Regions from separate parts of the Mus musculus genome. Here region 1 is linked to region 2. The links are chromatin loops, found by intact Hi-C in ENCODE. Cell type or tissue: heart. All regions are shown on one strand. Each heading gives the region's core, and the rest is flanking DNA. Links, peaks and the distances in the headings are about the cores only. Region 1 overlaps Alcam (activated leukocyte cell adhesion molecule). Region 2 holds the start of Alcam (activated leukocyte cell adhesion molecule).

What was found. Hi-C counts contacts between places; a loop is a spot of excess contacts. Peaks named below come from ENCODE experiments on the same cell type or tissue, not always from the same donor. Only the 100,000 strongest peaks of a DNase experiment are listed, where the experiment ranks them.
Region 1: it touches region 2 in a loop (5-fold over the local background); 17 of 42 quality-filtered maps call a loop at or near these places.

What each region holds. Positions count from the first base shown.
Region 1 is chr16:52,307,160-52,315,501 of GRCm38, forward strand. Alcam (activated leukocyte cell adhesion molecule) reads right to left here. Exons shown (of 16, transcript NM_009655.3): 2 at 2,653-2,753. Among named protein-coding and RNA genes, the nearest start is that of Gm32597, 20 kb to the right of the region's middle. In heart, for the core only: a CTCF peak has its summit at 4,103 (motif pointing right); no DNase peak of the experiment used is centred there; H3K4me3 peaks cover 242 bases.
Region 2 is chr16:52,448,613-52,456,954 of GRCm38, forward strand. Alcam (activated leukocyte cell adhesion molecule) reads right to left here and starts at 4,469. Exons shown (of 16, transcript NM_009655.3): 1 at 3,781-4,469. The coding sequence starts at 3,853. In heart, for the core only: CTCF peaks have their summits at 1,780 and 4,550 (motif pointing left); DNase peaks (open chromatin) are centred at 2,019 and 4,559; H3K4me3 peaks cover 5,808 bases; H3K27ac peaks cover 4,954 bases.

The DNA of each region.
Region 1 (8,342 bases), core at 149-8,148, 140 kb before region 2:
AAAAAAAAAGGAACCAAGTTGTAACCAGTTTCAGTAAAAGTTTCATTTTGAATAGAGGGCAAATAAAGTTTAACTCCCAAGGGAAAAAATATAGGGACCAACTATCCCCCATTATTTACCTAACAAGGGTTTTGAGAACCTAACATATGAAGGAACATGGTTAAGATCTAAGCAAATATTAAGATTCCATAGGAGCTTATTAGTTTGATTGGTTTCGTTTTTGAGTAACTATTAGTTGTGATTGCAAAGCTTATTTAGGAATTCAAAATGTTTTGTTTCTTATGTATGTATGCACATATATAAATATATCAAGACTATTTGTCTTAAATTTTTAGTCTTATCCCAATTTTACAGTACAAATCCTTGACTTAAGTTATTTCTTTACTGTCGGATATGGATATATGGTATCAGAATACCTTAGGTTTCCATACTCATTCTCTTTGCAATAGATAATAATCATTAATGTTTTAGTACTTAATCACATGGCAGGTGCTTTTTCTGGGTTATTTGTGAAGTGATTAGTGGGTATAACTTTCATAACAAACTTGTAAATTAGATTTACAGTATTAGTGTCACTTGTAGATTATCCAATGAAGGTAGCATTTTGGAGGATGACTTCCGAAGGTCCCCACCAGTAAAGTGCAGTGATTCGAGAGCAACATGGGTACCTTTAGAGTACACTTGAGTAATCCTGAGCATGGTGAGATTTCTCTTCTGTATCAGTCACTGTGGCAGGCGCTTATGAAGAAGGGTAGACTTAGGAGGGGGTGACAACTCTTGCCTCCACCCATGGGGAGTCTACAGAGATGGGGGAATCTAGCTTTCTTCTCTTTATGTATGCTCACTTTCAATTTTTCCAAACCTTCTGCTCTTCTTCCAGCTGATTACATTAAATTAGAGCATGCACAGTGTTTCTGCAAATCAACACTGACTTGAGAGTCACTCAAATGCATCTCATTAATTTATTCCTGGAGCTTTTTTGCTTAGCTAACAATTTGAAAATAGCCCTTATTGATTGGCTTCCAGCACTATTGTGTCAATTCAGCTGGTGTGGAATCTGCCCCCCTACGTTTTTCTTAAGATGTGTTATTATCACACGAGTTTATTATTCTTTCAGTTGATTCCATTAATTTTGGTGGTCAGTTTGTTCCATGAGTACATTACATGGTAGACTCCAAGACTTGGAACTTGAGGGTTTCAAATAGACTCTTTCCTCAAGAGCAATCCTCTGCATTTACAGAGAACAAGAGTTCAGAATGACCTCAAGTGACCCGATAACAAGTACGTACTAAAGACAAGTGTGATGTATCACCTACTTTTCTAATTTCTTTCTTTTTTTTGACACATGTGCACAGTGTGACTGGGGAGATGAACCTCACAGTTGTAGTAGCTGATTTCTTAAGTCTGTACTTCTTAAGTCAAGTACTGCTACTGCTAAGTATATTGCTATGAATTAATCACTTAACCCTCACAACAACACTGTGAGGGAGATATCTCATTTTCATAGTAAGAAAATAGGCTTATTTCACCTGTCGATGGAAGACTTGAGACTCCATTGGTCTAATTTCAGAGCTGACATTAGAAATAGCCATGCCTGTTTATCCCTTGAGTGCAAGCTTAGGCACTTTTGCTAAAGTGTATTTAGTATAACGTATTTTTTATAGGAGATATTTTACATAAAAAGTTTGTGGTTAAATAAACCTAACAAGTTAATATAACTAAGGTCTCACACAATTCACAATGCATTTAAACATAACTACTACTTTGAGAAATGTTGTCGTAAATAAACAGTTAATAAATCATCTGGCAACCAACAATGTTCTCCTTATGCAAATGTCTGCAAGTATTCAGGGACTAGGGAAATATGCTATTGTATTCCAGGAAGTATCTATGTACTTGAACCTTGCTCACTGGTGCAAGTCTTTTGTGGCCTTGCCTTGGGAAACTGTACCACAAAGACACCTTTTGTTGATCAGTGTTCAACAGAGGCGTTAATCTTTGATAAGTCAACTCCTACATCCACTTGCTGGGATCTCTACTCTCCATTTCCAGAACTATTTGCATTGTTTTACCTGACATACTACCATCGACTTAAGTGTAAGCAATGGCTAAAATCAGCAGTTAAATGTACAATTGTTCTGTAATATCAACATAGAGAAGACCCCCAACAGAGACAAGGCTGATTGACAACTCCCATGGAAATCCAAGTTCCCCAGCCTCTCTAGATAGCTAGATCTATCTAGCCTTTGCAGTAACTGCATCACTCAGAAACTAGTGAAGAGAAAATGATCTCTGTAGAACTGTGCTCTACACTCTCTTGATAGGATTCCAGAACTTTGCCTTTCCCTGTGCCTCTAACACTTACGGACAGATGGTTCAGACAAAGCAGATCCTTCTATAACTGTTGAATTATTAGATGCATTTAAAATAGCATTAGTTATATAAGCATGAATTTTATTGACATATTCAACATATTACATTTTTCTATATAAGTATGCACAGATAAATATATTACTATTATGTCAGTGTTACATACTCTCAGAGAGAGAGAGAGAGAGAGAGAGAGAGAGAGAGAGAGAGAGAGAGAGAAGAGAGAGAGAGAATTTTAAAAGCTGGAGGCAATTCACCAAGCCCCAGAAGGCTCACACTTACATATTTCCATTTGCCAAACATGAGGTTCTGAGGTACATCGAGACGGCAAGGCATGACAATGGTGTCTCCATATGCTGAGTTGACAGTGTACCATCCAAGGCCTTTGGGCAAAAGGGGAAAGAGATGTTGAATATTGTCCTGAAGCGATAGCAGAGGAATACAGGAGAATTTACAAGCTGATTATGTTCTTCACTGTACTTACTAGGAATATATTTCACAGAAACATGAAGCTGTGCCAGAAATAACATGTTCAAAGATCTCAAAATAGCTTGAAATACATTTTCATGGAACGGATTATCAAATTTACCTCTTAGAAAATTAATATTAAGTGACAAGATTTAAAAAAAAATAGCTCAAGTTAGAACAAATTTCAACTTTATCTAGATGGAGAAATGCTAGTATTCAAGTAGCTGATTTTTTTTCTTTTTTCTTCTGTTTTTTTGAGACAGGGTTTCTCTGTGTAGCCCTGGCTGCCCTGGAACTCACTTTGTAGACCAGGCTGGCCTTGAACTCAGAAATCTGCCTGCCTCTGCCTCCTGAGTGCTGGGATTAAAGGCGTGTGCCACCACGCCTGGCTCAAGTAGCTGATTTTATAGACAAAATTCCTACTAAATTTTAACTTTTCATAAAACATTAATATGCTAAAATTATAGTACAAAAATTCTGTTCTCACAAGGAATTATTCACAAAGTGGTTAGCTGCTGCATTAGGGCATCAATCTAATTTAAAATGTTGTTTGTTAGTCTGGTACACAAAAAAAGAAACGGGTCATTTCATCCTTTAATGAGCTAAGTAATAAAAAATTACAATGTGAAAAGAATAATTTTGACTAGGAACGTAAAATATTTTTTGTATCTATTTATAATCCTGGAGTTTTGAAAAACTTTAAGACTTTACGGACAGAAAAAAACAAACTCTTTACGGTCTTCCTTCAAGGTCAGTGTGAAAATGCATTAGTAATTACATAACCTAGAAAGAGGAAGAGGGATGGGTAGAAGGATGATTAAAATAAACAGATCAAAACAAACAAGCAACCGATAAGAGGGGTAACATCCAGTCCTGAGGAGCCCAGCGGTGTGCCATATGCTTTACAAGGAACTGGATGAGAGCCGCTTACAAATATGAATCCATATGAAGCAACAGAACTGCCCTTTATCCTGATTCCATCAGATCATAGCATGTATACCTGTAGACACACATCACATCCTACTCTCTAAATACGCAAAACTCATATGTGCTCACTAAAAAGAAAAAAAAATCTACTTTGATACTTGCATTGCCAATAGTAGCAAGGAAACATCTCAGACACCTCAACTTCTCAGGTTTACAGAGCTCTTTAAGGTTTACGAAGCTCGTGGGTGGATATCCAGTAAGGAATACCCTAGGTGGTAGAGAGCATGAAGGGGCTATTCTAATCTGCAGGGGGAAAGCATAAGCAGAGGTTATTTCGTCCAGCAGGTGGTGCTCAAGGGCAAAGCTAAGGCAGCCCGCAACACACAATAAATAAAACCATCTTGGGACTTTCTGAACTGGAGCACCCGTGGGTGAATAGACGGTACCTTTCCCGGTTACCCATTCACTGTACGGTATACATAAGAGCTTTACACCGGGATAGAAATCACTAATGTTATTAAGGAAGGGAGGTGACACAATTCCTATTCTAAAATTCAAATGCTCAAGAGGCTACTTCCTCTCTAAATACGTCTCTGTGAACAAGAATAGAAGGAGCCACTGGGTAGCACAAACTGTTCAAGAACTTTTTACCACTGTAAAGATACAGGATAGTATGCAGAAGCAACGAGACTGTATTTCCATTTTGTATTTGAAAATGAAAAAATACATACAATTGTTCACCGTATACCCAGGATCTGTTAAAATAACCTTAAAACTTTCCCATAATTTTGTTTTCCTCATGCTCAGATTATTACTCCCTTTGACATTAAACCATCGGATATCAGAGGATCATAAAAGAATAAATAGTATTTTACTCTAGTTTTTATTTCATATATTTTGCAATGCTGAGGATTAAACCCAGGGCTTCAGGCATACAGGCAAATGAGCACACCAACTCTAATACTGGACTTTCTTTGCTATTTTATAATTTTTTAAAAAAATTGAAAATAGATTTTTCTTTCATACAATACATCCCAATTACAGTTACCCATCCCTCCATTCCTCCTACCTCCCCAACCTCCCCCAGATCCACTCTCCTTCCTTTTCTTTTTCAGAAAAGAACAAACCTCCAAAACGACAGCCAAACTGGACAAAATAAGATACAATAAGACAAGATGAGCGCCCTCATCTCAAGGCTGAACAAGGCAGGTCAATAGGAGCAGAAGAGTCCAAACAGCATGCAAAAGACGTATGCCGGCTTCCACTGTTAGAGGTCCCACAAAAAACCACCAAGCAAACACCCATAACACGCATGCAGAGGACCTGGTGCAAACTCACACAGGCCCCGTACCTGCTGCTTCATCTCCATGGGCCCATGTGACCCCTGCTTAGTTGATTCAGTGAGCCTTGGTCTCTTGGTGTCTTCCAACACCTTTGACTCCCAAATACTGGACTTTTATATGTGTGATCCCTAACAGGCATATTAACCTTGAATAGGCTGTTCTAATAGGACACAGCTCTGGTTTTCTCTATCAGGTTCCTGCATGTGGTAATTTTAGCATGTATTTTAATTTGTGGCTAAGCATTGATAATGAAGATCAACAAAGCCACAGGTGACGTGTGATCTCACCTTTTACAGTAAAGCACTTGCATGTGATGGTGGATTGGCATTTCACCTTCATCTGTGACAGGTTGCACCCTGATAATTGGCTCACGTTTTTATAGAACACCTTCTTTTGACAATTGGTGCTGATTCCAAGGTAGACCAAGCAATGCAGTTTGCAGAGAGCTCAGGATCCCTTGATGTCCATCCTTCATAAGGTAAGCAAGCAAAGGCCTTTCCCAAAATGTTGATCACTGATCTTCCCAGATACTATTCTTCTCTTCTACCCTCATGGAAGATTAATGTTCTATACATATGCCAGATTTTATGTCAGATTTTAAAGTTGCATGAATCTGAAGTATATCTTGTATTATTACCATGATCAGAGCACAATAGTGGCAGAGAAAACAACAAGCATTTTTAAACTCCATATTCTGATACTTAAGAAATTTAGTAAATAGCATTGGAAATGTAAATGAGCTAAATACCTAATAAAAAATGGAAAAAAAAAGAAATTTAGTAAAATGGTTTATCATTTGAATGTGGTGACATCCTTTTCATTTTACTTATCTAATATATTTGGAAATTAGAAATAACTTATAGCAATGGAACTTTGAGGTATTCTTATTGCTTCACCATATTCTAAAAGCATTATATTTTGCATGGGCTGAGAACATGGATTTTTTGTTGTTGTTGTTGTTGTTGTTGTTATCTATTGTCTTGAGGAGAAAAAAAAACCAAAACATGAAAACAAATACATTTCATGGTAGTTCATGGAAGCCTCTCTTCCATCTCCCGCAAGTTTAAGAACTATTTCTGCTCTCTGATTTACAGATGATGCATCTCGTGAGACCACAAAGCAAAGTGTTGACACTTCAACTGTTTTGACAACTCAGGGGTCACATCTTATAGTGACAATGCCAAATTGAATTCAGCTAGGGCAGGACTCTAATGAAAGAAGAAATTCAAAGGAAATAAGACACATGACAGAATCAGGGACAACAGAGAAAGACAAACAGTCAGAGACAGAATCTCTGTTCCACAGACTCAGAAAAGGATAAGTACATTGGATCATGTGATGAGCCATAATAATGCTTATGTTGGGATCAATTTTCTAGTTGGCTACAGCCATCAACTTGCTTCTACTAAGGTCGTATGACTTCCTGTTTCATCTGTGTGAAAGATGCAGGGTGTGCCTCGGCGGGAGAGCTAAGGTGTTTAACCTCCTAGAGATACAGTAACTATAGAGACCGTGGTGATTTGATAATGAATTAGCGTCCTAACGCCTAGAGATGTCCAGAAGGGGCAGCAAGACAGGGAAAAACCCATCACCCTGAGTGATTCTGTTTGCACCTTTCATAGAAGAAAAAGCCTTTTATCTTTAAACTACCAGATCTGAAAATTGAGTTTGGCTTACTAGAATTCTCCCGCAGTTTCCTTCCTGTAATAGTCATTAACTAAATTATTGAATTTTGTGCTCTACAGATTATTTGGCACTATTAAAAATACAAACTGTCTGTCAGATATTTCATTAAGATGCTGAACTTACAACATAACATAGTAGACTGTGGATGTGCACAATATGTATATGAGCATCCATATCCACGTGTGTGTATATGTTATTTGTGCCTGCAGTTGTATCTCTGTGCGAATGGATGTGTATATCTGAAGGATAAAGGACAATTTCAAGTGTCTTTCTTCAGGTGCCACTGATCATTTTACGATGCCACTATCTCACAGGGGACTAAAACTAAACAGGTATGGTCAGGAAGCACAAGAGATACATCTATTCCTACCTTCCTGGTGCTGATACTACAAACACTCATATGAGCCATGGTACCCAGTTTCTTCTTAACTCAGGCTCTCGTGCACGCTGGATAAGCATTGTAACAACAGCAATCCCATTTCTAACCCATTATGTGCTTGTATACTCAGCCCATGTCTTGCATATACATGCAGTTTCACTGGATTAGAACTGTATGAAATGTGCCAATTCAAGAAACTTTGATGAACACAATAGCTTGCAAAATGTCCTGACATAAAATAACATAATTTTTTTTATGCCTGAGAAGCAGGGTATAATCAAAACACTTTTTTAAAGGTGCTATTATCTGAAAAACATACAAACAAACAAACAAACAATCATCAAAACCAAAACAATAGAACTGGAAAGTAAGTAAAATGTAATAAACAAAGTTTTTTAAAAAACTTCTTGACAAGATAATTCTGATACATAGCAGCTCAAAAACAAACAAACAAAACCAAAACCTGAGTATAAAGTGCCCACTAATTATAATTGTATATTTCTGAAGCAAATAATTTAAAGCAGATATCAAAAGGGAAATACTAAATTGTAAGTTAGGTGAATACTTTTGACTTCCATCAAAACTAACTATCAATGTAATGATTTTTATCACATTGGTGGCAAATGACTTTTCTATATAAATGAATTCTAAAGGTCAGAGTAATGATTCTCTTTATATTATTGATGGACTTCAGACTCCTCTCTCACATTCCAAGCAGAAACAGAATAGTAGAGAAGACAGAATGAGACGCAGACCCAGTATACTTCTGCATGCTGTAATTTAGTATGTATAATTATTGTTTATTGCTCTGCTATTTTAATAGCATCTTTGTCCTTAGAAGCACTCACTAAGCTTTGTAGCTCTCTTTGGTGCCATGAAAGGGTTAAGCTGAATTATAATGGGCTCAGAGCATGTGATGTAAGAACTAAATTACAGTTTCACTGAAATGTCACACTTACGTGAACAAATTGCTGGTGTAGAGGTTAGGTAGAAAGATGTTCGTTATTGAGAACTACCTTTGTGCTTAGTTGTTTGATTTTGATACTTAAACCGAGCTGATGCTCTTCCTTACCATATTAATAACAGGATGGGAGCAGGTCTATATGACGTGTCAATACTTTGTAATATCAGTTTATAGCAGTGTTGGTTACATCTGACATTTTAGGTTG
Region 2 (8,342 bases), core at 293-8,292:
ATGGAATAGATTAAAATGCCTTGTTAACAATATGTTAAAGTTTTATATATAGTACATAAAAATTTCCAAAATGCAGTCCTAGGGAATGATTGATCTTCCTACAATCAGAACCATGCCTTGCATAAAAGGAGAGTTTTGCAGATGGGAAACAAACAGACACAGCACACTAGCTCTCAAGGTCACAGCCGTCTTAGACGGCACAGGTAAGCATGGAACTCTGGAATACCAGCTTCCACATAAAGAGCACTTAAGACTACTGAGTCGGTTCCGCTTCACTGCCTACTTCTTAACAAGCTGACAATAAATGTGCCTTCACACAGGAATTGCCATCACGAAAACAGTGAGCTTGGATCTCCTAAAATGTCAGAAATGTTGGAAACATTAGCAATGCAAAATAAGTTTGGATTTCTATAGCTATTTAAAAAAATGACATGAACGATGGTGGTGTGTTCCAATCCCTGTATCATATGAGTATCATCGTTAGGGTGAGTAGAGCAAGCTTTGTTCCAAGAGCATTGGAGCAACAGCCAGCATTTATCCCTAATGCTAGAATTACACATGCTGTAAACAGTGAGGCCCATGGCTACACTACTAGGTTTTCTAAGATCTAAAACCTTTCCCACTCCTAGATGAATGGAAGACTAATTTCCTTCTGTCACATTATATATATTGCTCTTATTGGAGCTGGAAAAATAAGCCCAACACATTGACATGAATTCTCTTATAAAAGTCAAAGTACGGAAAGTTATCAATTGAGACACACACTGAGACCTTTCTAGCAATACAACTCAAAGGAATTTTGCCCAGAAGGCGAGCATAAGAAACAAATGTTTGAAAATTGAATCTGCCAGGGCAAATATTTTTACCTTAATACTAGAAGCAGTGTCTGAATTGGAGGGAATCTCAAGGAAGAGATTCACCAGTCCCCCCTTATTTTTGTTTTCTTTCTTTCTTTCTTTCTTTTTTTTTAAAGAAAGCTGAAGCCCCAAAAGGTTTCTTGTCTTGTTCCAGTGCCTGAATGTAGACCCAGGTCCTGAGCCAAGCCTAGAAAAGCCATTTGCTGCAAACAGTTCTCCATTATGTTATAAACTGCTCTCAGATCAAATCAATCAAGCCACCAACAACAACAACCTAGAGCGGCCATGAAGCGGTCTGTAGTTGGGAATTAATAAACTTTAATAATCTTGGATGAGTAACCTGAAAGGTCTTGATTTGAGTGACTGCCTTTTCCCCAGCCCTGTAGAGATGAGTTGAGAAACATAGTACTCCACTGAGAATAGCATTATGTATCCTTAAGTCTCAGGGTGAACCTTGTATTCTGAGAAATGGGGGGGGGGGGTTCTCAGGGAGGGCAGTGCTTAGAGGGCTCAGGGAAAGAAGCAGTTAACCAACCATGCCACTCCTCCTTGCAAATAACCAAGGAAAGCTTTCTTTAAAGCAGTACAAAATGTCACCACAGGCTGACGCTCTTTCAACGAGAAGAATGAGATTTTTGCCACCTAGGATGCTAAGCACACACTTCATTGCCTTTATCATACTCAGATTTTTGTTGAAGTCTTGACTCCCTTTCCTTTCAAAACAGGTTATACAAGAGGCCCCAAACCATGAATGACTGCTGTGGGGGCGACAAGTCAAAAGACCTGGAGGAGCGGCTTCTGTCCTCTGGCAACTGAGACAGACTGTTAAAACTGCTCTAGGAACGAAGGGAGGCAGCCTGGAAATGGGCCCCAATGGATAGAGCTGGGTAATCCTTCACTCCCAAAGCTCTGCTCTGCAGAGGAGAGGGCACTGCAGGAGGCGCACTTCCAGCCTAGGATTCGCTGAGTCTTCAGTCACCGTGCCTTTAGAACTACAATCTTTTCCTTTAAAAGCACACTGACATTCCACGGAGAAGTTTGCACAACATCAGCGCAATCATTCCGGGGAGAAGCGAATGTGAGGGTTTGTGACTTGCGAGACCCTGCAGCAGCAGGCGCGCTCCTGCAGGAAAGCGCCCAGCTGGTGGCTTGGACCAGAGCCTGCGGGGTGCTGAAAGAACCGCCATCAGGTCTGAAAGCGGAACCTCTCCCCTCTTGGCAGTTCCGAGTGAAGCAAAACCTGTTTTTCGACGGGGCCAACTGAAAATAAATTCCAGCGCAACCGCATGAAAAGGGTAACAGCTATGTGCTGCAGTCCGGGGGTGGAAGTGTAGATGACAACCTCAGAGGCAGGTGTGAGAGGGTTAAAGCCAACACCGGAGATGGGCGTGTGGATTCCCACATTTCACAAACTGGCCCTCTTCCCATGGGTTCTAAAGTGCCCTTCCCCCATCCTATACTGGGTTTCCAGAAAAAGTGAGACTACATACACTGTGCAAGAGTAGAGGTGCCTGGTGCTCACATCCCGAGTGTTTTCGCCCTGCCCCACCTGCCTTAAAATCCAGCTCTACTCGGGCTTTAGGGTCCCCGCCCCCAGAGCCTGAGATTGGTCACTGATATTTTTTTCCCAGCCTCAGAAACAGTGAGTTGATTACCTCACCCAGAAATGTAACTTTGATATAGAGATATGGAGAATCAACCTTCTCCCACTCTGACACCCACCCCTCTCCCCAACAACACAAAGCGGCGGCTCCCAAGCCCTGGGGATCCCAGGCTCCTGTTGCCCTTACTCTCTCCTCTTCCCTGGAAGGATTCCGAGCGTTTGAATACTCCTCTGTGGCTTCAACTCGCCAACAACTGAAGGGGTGTACAGAAATAAAAGATGGGAAAAGAAAGTGAGACCTGTTTTAACCCCTCCTAAATGTAAAACTTAAAAAGAGAGAGAAGAAAAAACAGGCAGAAACCAGAATAACAAGGAGTAGTTTAACCCCCAACTATCCAGGACACAGTGGGAAATCAAAACTTCAAAGGATTAGATCCTCAGGCTCCGCAGGGAAAAGTGCCTGCCGCTTGAATGAATGACTGGGAGCGCATAGCGGGCTGGGCAGGACCAAGGAATGGCAGCCAGCAGGCCAGCTGGCGGACCACGGGCCAGGGATGTCCCCTGGGGGTGAGAAAAGGGGTTCCCCACAAGATATTCTGGTTGGTGGGAATTTTGTCGTTTTTCTTTGAGGACTCTCTGTAGAAGTGAGAACTGAGGCGCTACCACTGGGTGTGGAAACCAAGAAATCCCTCGCTTTAAGGCTCGCAAACCTGACTGCTAACCCAGTCCACGCTGCGTGACTCGGCTGCCATCAACCCTACACTAGCTACCCACTAGACAATGCAGCTTCTATTTCAGTATTATTATTATTAAAAAAAAAAAGATAGTCAAAACCCTCCTTATCCCCTGCCATTCCTCCCAGGTCTTCACATTATGACCAAGAGGAAGTTACTTAGGGGATTTATCGTGACAAAGTGCCAGCAGTTATTTCACCTCAAAGCCCAGCGAAAGGAAACTGCTCTGAGTGCAGTGAATTGTACTTTGATACCAAGAGACTGGAGGGACGGTGCGGGGGAGAGAGTTCAGCAGATCTTGCCGGGGGGGGGGGGGTCCTGCACCCTCAAGCTAAGCCTCACCCAAAGTTCCTGGAGATGTGCTTAGTTTTCAATCTCGCTGCCCAAACCTGAGCAGACCAGTCAAGCCTAAAACGTGTGACACAGGTGACTGTTCCCAGGGACAGATCTGTGTCCCCCGCGCGCCTTTATGGCTCCCATACTTTGCTAAGCACACGCTAGAGCGCACAGCCCCAGGCCTCCCGGGGAACCGCCCCCGGTCCGCAACAACCACTACAGTGGGGCTGTTCAGAGGCCAAAAGCTTACCTGGTCTGAGGACCGCGGCGGAGATCAAGAGGCAGAAAACCAGACGGCAAGAAGGGGACACCTTAGATGCCATATTCCTCCTCCTAGAAGGCCACCGACAAAGTCCACGCCGCAGGAGGGGGCGTCGTCCCCGGGCCCACGGGGCCCGCTCGCTTGTGGGTCTCGCCTTAGGGGGACAGCGACTTTTTTCCAAGACACACGGTCCCCCGGGGACTGTGGCGCTGCGCCGTCGGGTCTGTGCCACACGCAACTTTCCTCCACGCGGAACCCGCAACTCCTCCCTCCCCCCCTCCACACCCTTCCTCAGTGTCTCTGGCAGCTACTCCCAGGACGGGCGACCCTCTTATTCCAGGAGACGCTTCAGTAGTCAGTCAAGGTAGACGCGGTTTCTTTTTGGATGCTGTCTTCTAGTAGTTTCTCTTCTTGCAAAGGAGAGGATAAGAAGAGTGATGAGAGTTGCACCGTGCACGGATCACCGGGAGCAGAGAAGGGTCGGCGGGGCAGCGCCGCGGGGTCCCGACGGTGGGTCTCCTCAGGTGGCAGCCGAGGCAGAGGCTGTAGCGGCGGCAGCTGGAGCAGTGGCGGCGGCCGCGGGCTCCGGCTGCTCTGAGTGGAGGACGGGAAGGCGTGTGTAAGCTGCCTGTCTCCTCCTCCCGCTCCTCCCGCTCCTCCTGCTCCTCCCGCTCCTCTCTCCCGCCCAGCTTCCTCGGCGGCAGCGCGGAGCAGGTGGTTGGAGCGCCGATCCGCAGCCTAGAGGCGCTGCAGGACCAAGTCGGAGACTGAGCAGAGCTGGCGGCCCCTGGTGGGAGAAGAGCCTGATGCCCCAGCCCCCGCGCTCTGGTGGGCGGGGCTGACATCGACTCCGCCTCCCACAGGACACGCTGGCCAATGAAGAGCGGGATCGAGAGTAGGGGGCGTGACGGGCTGGATTCGCCAGTGTCTGGCTCTTACCAGGGGATTCTCAGCGCCCCAAAGACATAGGATCTGAGATCTTTTGCTGTCCTCCCAGCCTGGCCACATAGCTGTCTTCTTGCACTCCGAAGCCCAGTCCACTGGCTCACTCCTTAGGGATTTTTCTTCTCGACGAGGGTACCGCCTTCACCTTCTGTAGAGTTGTTGGGGCGAAGAGCTCACCTTGGGTCCTCTTGGACTAGGACTGAGGAGGTGGAAAAGATGGAGATTCTCCACCCGGAGGCTCACGGAAACAGCTACTGGTGGTTGAGAGTAATTTCCCCCACTTTGAAGAGAAGGTTACTCCTTCTCGAATTCGCCGTTCTTCTGTTCCCCTAGTCCTGGCTGGCGTACACTTTATCAAAGCAAATCATTTAATCAACTATCCAGTACCGAAAAGCAGAAGAGATTTTTGTGCTCCCCCTTCGCCCCCATCTCCTTCCCGGTGAGAATTAGGACTCTAGACCATAACACACGTCGCCACACTGATTTTCAAAACGTTCTTTAAAGAAAAAAAAAGTCACGTTTACTTTTAATTAGGTGACGATTTGAAGTTACAAAACAAAATCCAGAGTTACTCAGATTAAAAACCTACGCCTCCTGGTCCTTTCCAGAAAGCCAGGCATCCAGCAGATGGACGGGGCTTCTCAGGCAATTTCAAAAGCTTGAACCACCTCCTAGGCGTAGCATCGGGAAGCCGTGTCGCTTTCAGTTCATGCAGAAAGCATAAAGGAATATTTTCCTCTAAAACACCAGGGTGGAGCTGTTGGGACCGTAAGTGGCTCTAACTCAAGATTGCAGGATCACAACTCTTAATGCCCTCAGCATAATAAAATCCTGGTCCCTGAACCACCTCGCAAGGGCATGAAATAGTCTTTGGTGCATCACAGGGTCACCCCCTGTGTGAAGCCAGTCTCCAGCAGGGAATGCTAACTAGCCTCACGGGACTTTGTCTTCAAAAGATTGGGAACCACCAGCTACTTGCAAGTGGATATGGGGGGTGTCTAAGTGTGCAGGCAGAAGCTTCGTACAGACACACACACACACACACACACACACACACACACACGAATGCGCAAGCGCACAGACAAACACAGACACGGATCTTTGAATCCCTTTCCTTTCGTGCTTGAAATTATTAAACTCTGTCTTCAGCTGTGATTTTCCCCCCAGCGCCTCCCTGTCTTGTTCTCCTCGCTTTTACAGTATTGTAGGATAGATCTCTTATATTTTTCCTCCGAAAATCCTTTTTCCCACATGGTTTTAACATTTACATTTCATTTGCATCTTATGAATCAACAGGAAGGCTAAATGCTAGGGGCAAATGCCTGTTAACTCTGCATTTGGTGCACAGAGCTAAACTGCTGGCACGCTCATGGGAACCTACAAGATTCCTTTAGGGAATTTTTCTTCAAACTGCAGCCAGCCTAAAATAGAGTGTTTGGGAATAAATCACTCTAATTGTGTTTCTTCTGAATCTTCAGATTATCTGACTATTTTGAGGTGAAACCTAACATAGCATATCGTTGCTAAATAAATAAATAAATAAATGGCAAAGATGGCATGTCAGATCCTGGCTTTTACAGTGTCTGACGAGCATATCTAAGCCTCTCTAAGCCCCACTCACTATCTTCACTTTTGAAAGGGGATATCCGTTGTTGAGGACTCATTGGATTGATTATTCTGAGTAAATGAGATCTCCTAGGTCACTGGCCAGCCACAGCAGCAGGTGCTGGCCTTTTGGGAAATGGAACCTAGAGAAAACACTGATTTGCACTCGGTGAGTGACCTTGCTCAAAAGTCAACCTCTCACAATTAAATTGTGATGGCGCGTTAGCAAACCACTGTTCAAGGCACATCAAAATAAAAGAAAAATTACAGACATTAGCATGCACCTCATCCTAAGCACAATTCTATGCATAGATATTTGAATATATAGTCAATTATCTTCAGAGTTTCCGTTAGAGAGGAATATGTTCTACTTTAGGAAAATGTCTTGGTAAACTGCTTGGAATTGAATAATAATAACTCCAAAGGCAAATGGTTCATATATAGCTGCTACCACAAAAAGCAATAGGGGCACTGTTCTATATTAAATAAAACTATATATAATCAAGATAGAAATATTGCAGAAGAATGTGGTAGGAGAATAAAAATAGGAAGAGACATAGTCATGTTATATTTGCTGGGATTTGGAAATGATCCGAGTCTCTTAAAATGATTTCAATTAATTAGCAACTTTTACTGACCACTCATGTTAGACAATTACATGAAATTTATATGAATTATATGAATTCATCCTCAATAATATCCTATTAGTATTTTACTTATAAGGAAGTCAAGGCCAGAGTAAGAAGTACCTTTCTCAAGGCTACACAAAGATTCATAGCATAAACAAAACAAAACAAACAAACAAACAAACAAAAAAGCTAGATTTTTAGATCTAAACCTCTGACTCTAGTATTGAATTGCTGCCCGTCTTGCTCATTGCATTTGGGCTACAGTAACTTTATGCTTTTGGGAATATGGAGTCTCCACTTAAACATAAATTATTAGATCTTCTAAAAACTTTAATAAAGTCTGCTACAGTCAAACACAGTTTTGAGGAAATTAAATAGGCGTCAAACAGTATGTGATTGTGCTGGGGAGCCCTTCCTGAGACGTGCGGGAGGGAAACCTTGTCTAAGGGAGAGTATGTTCATTTACGAATAAGGACCAAGAATCAAAAGTGAACAGGGGAATGTGAAGTCCACAAAGTAGGTTCAGTAGGTTGGTGTTCTAGTTTCATTTATGTTGTAGTGATAAAACACCAGACACAGAACAAGGAGTAGGGGTTCAACTGAAAATTTCAGATTATGATCTCTGATAGCCTAGAAGTCAAAACAGAACTTTGAAGCAAGTACAAGCCAATTATATCATAACTATAGTCAAGAAGAGTGAAAAATAAATGCATCCATATTCACTAGTTTTCTCTAGTAAATTTTCTCAACTAGATTTCTCTTTTTATATAATTCAGAAACACTGCCTATGAAACAGGGCTGCCCACAGGAACCTGGGTTTTCCCACACCAATTAACAAGGATAACAGTTCCCTCTTAGACAGCCCACAGGGCAACCTAATCTAGACAATCCCAGCCTTCCTGAAATCCCTCTTTAACATTCTTTTAAGATTATTTTATTAAATTTAGTACTATCATAGGAGATCATTTGTTTTTCAGAATCTAGGAAACAGGGGCTGAGATCCCCCCAACACACACACTTTTCTTGGTTCTTAAAAGGAGGGAAGCTGTTACCTGACTCAACATCAAGGATGTTTTAGTGAAGATCAAAAATATATAACATTCCAATGACAATTGTGAGTTTAGTCTTGGCTCAGGGTATCCTGATTGATATTCCTTATTGGATGAGGTTAAAAATGAATAATACTTATCCAGGATCTAAACAGTTTACATTGCCCAAAACATAAGACATTTCCATTTTAAGGTATAAAATCATTTATCACCATCCAGGATAGTATATTCAAAGAAGTGATCTGATAATAAGACATTCTCTATTTAAGGTCTACTGAGATCAGGACTCAGCATTCCACTTCCAAGACTCTTTTCCCTTTAT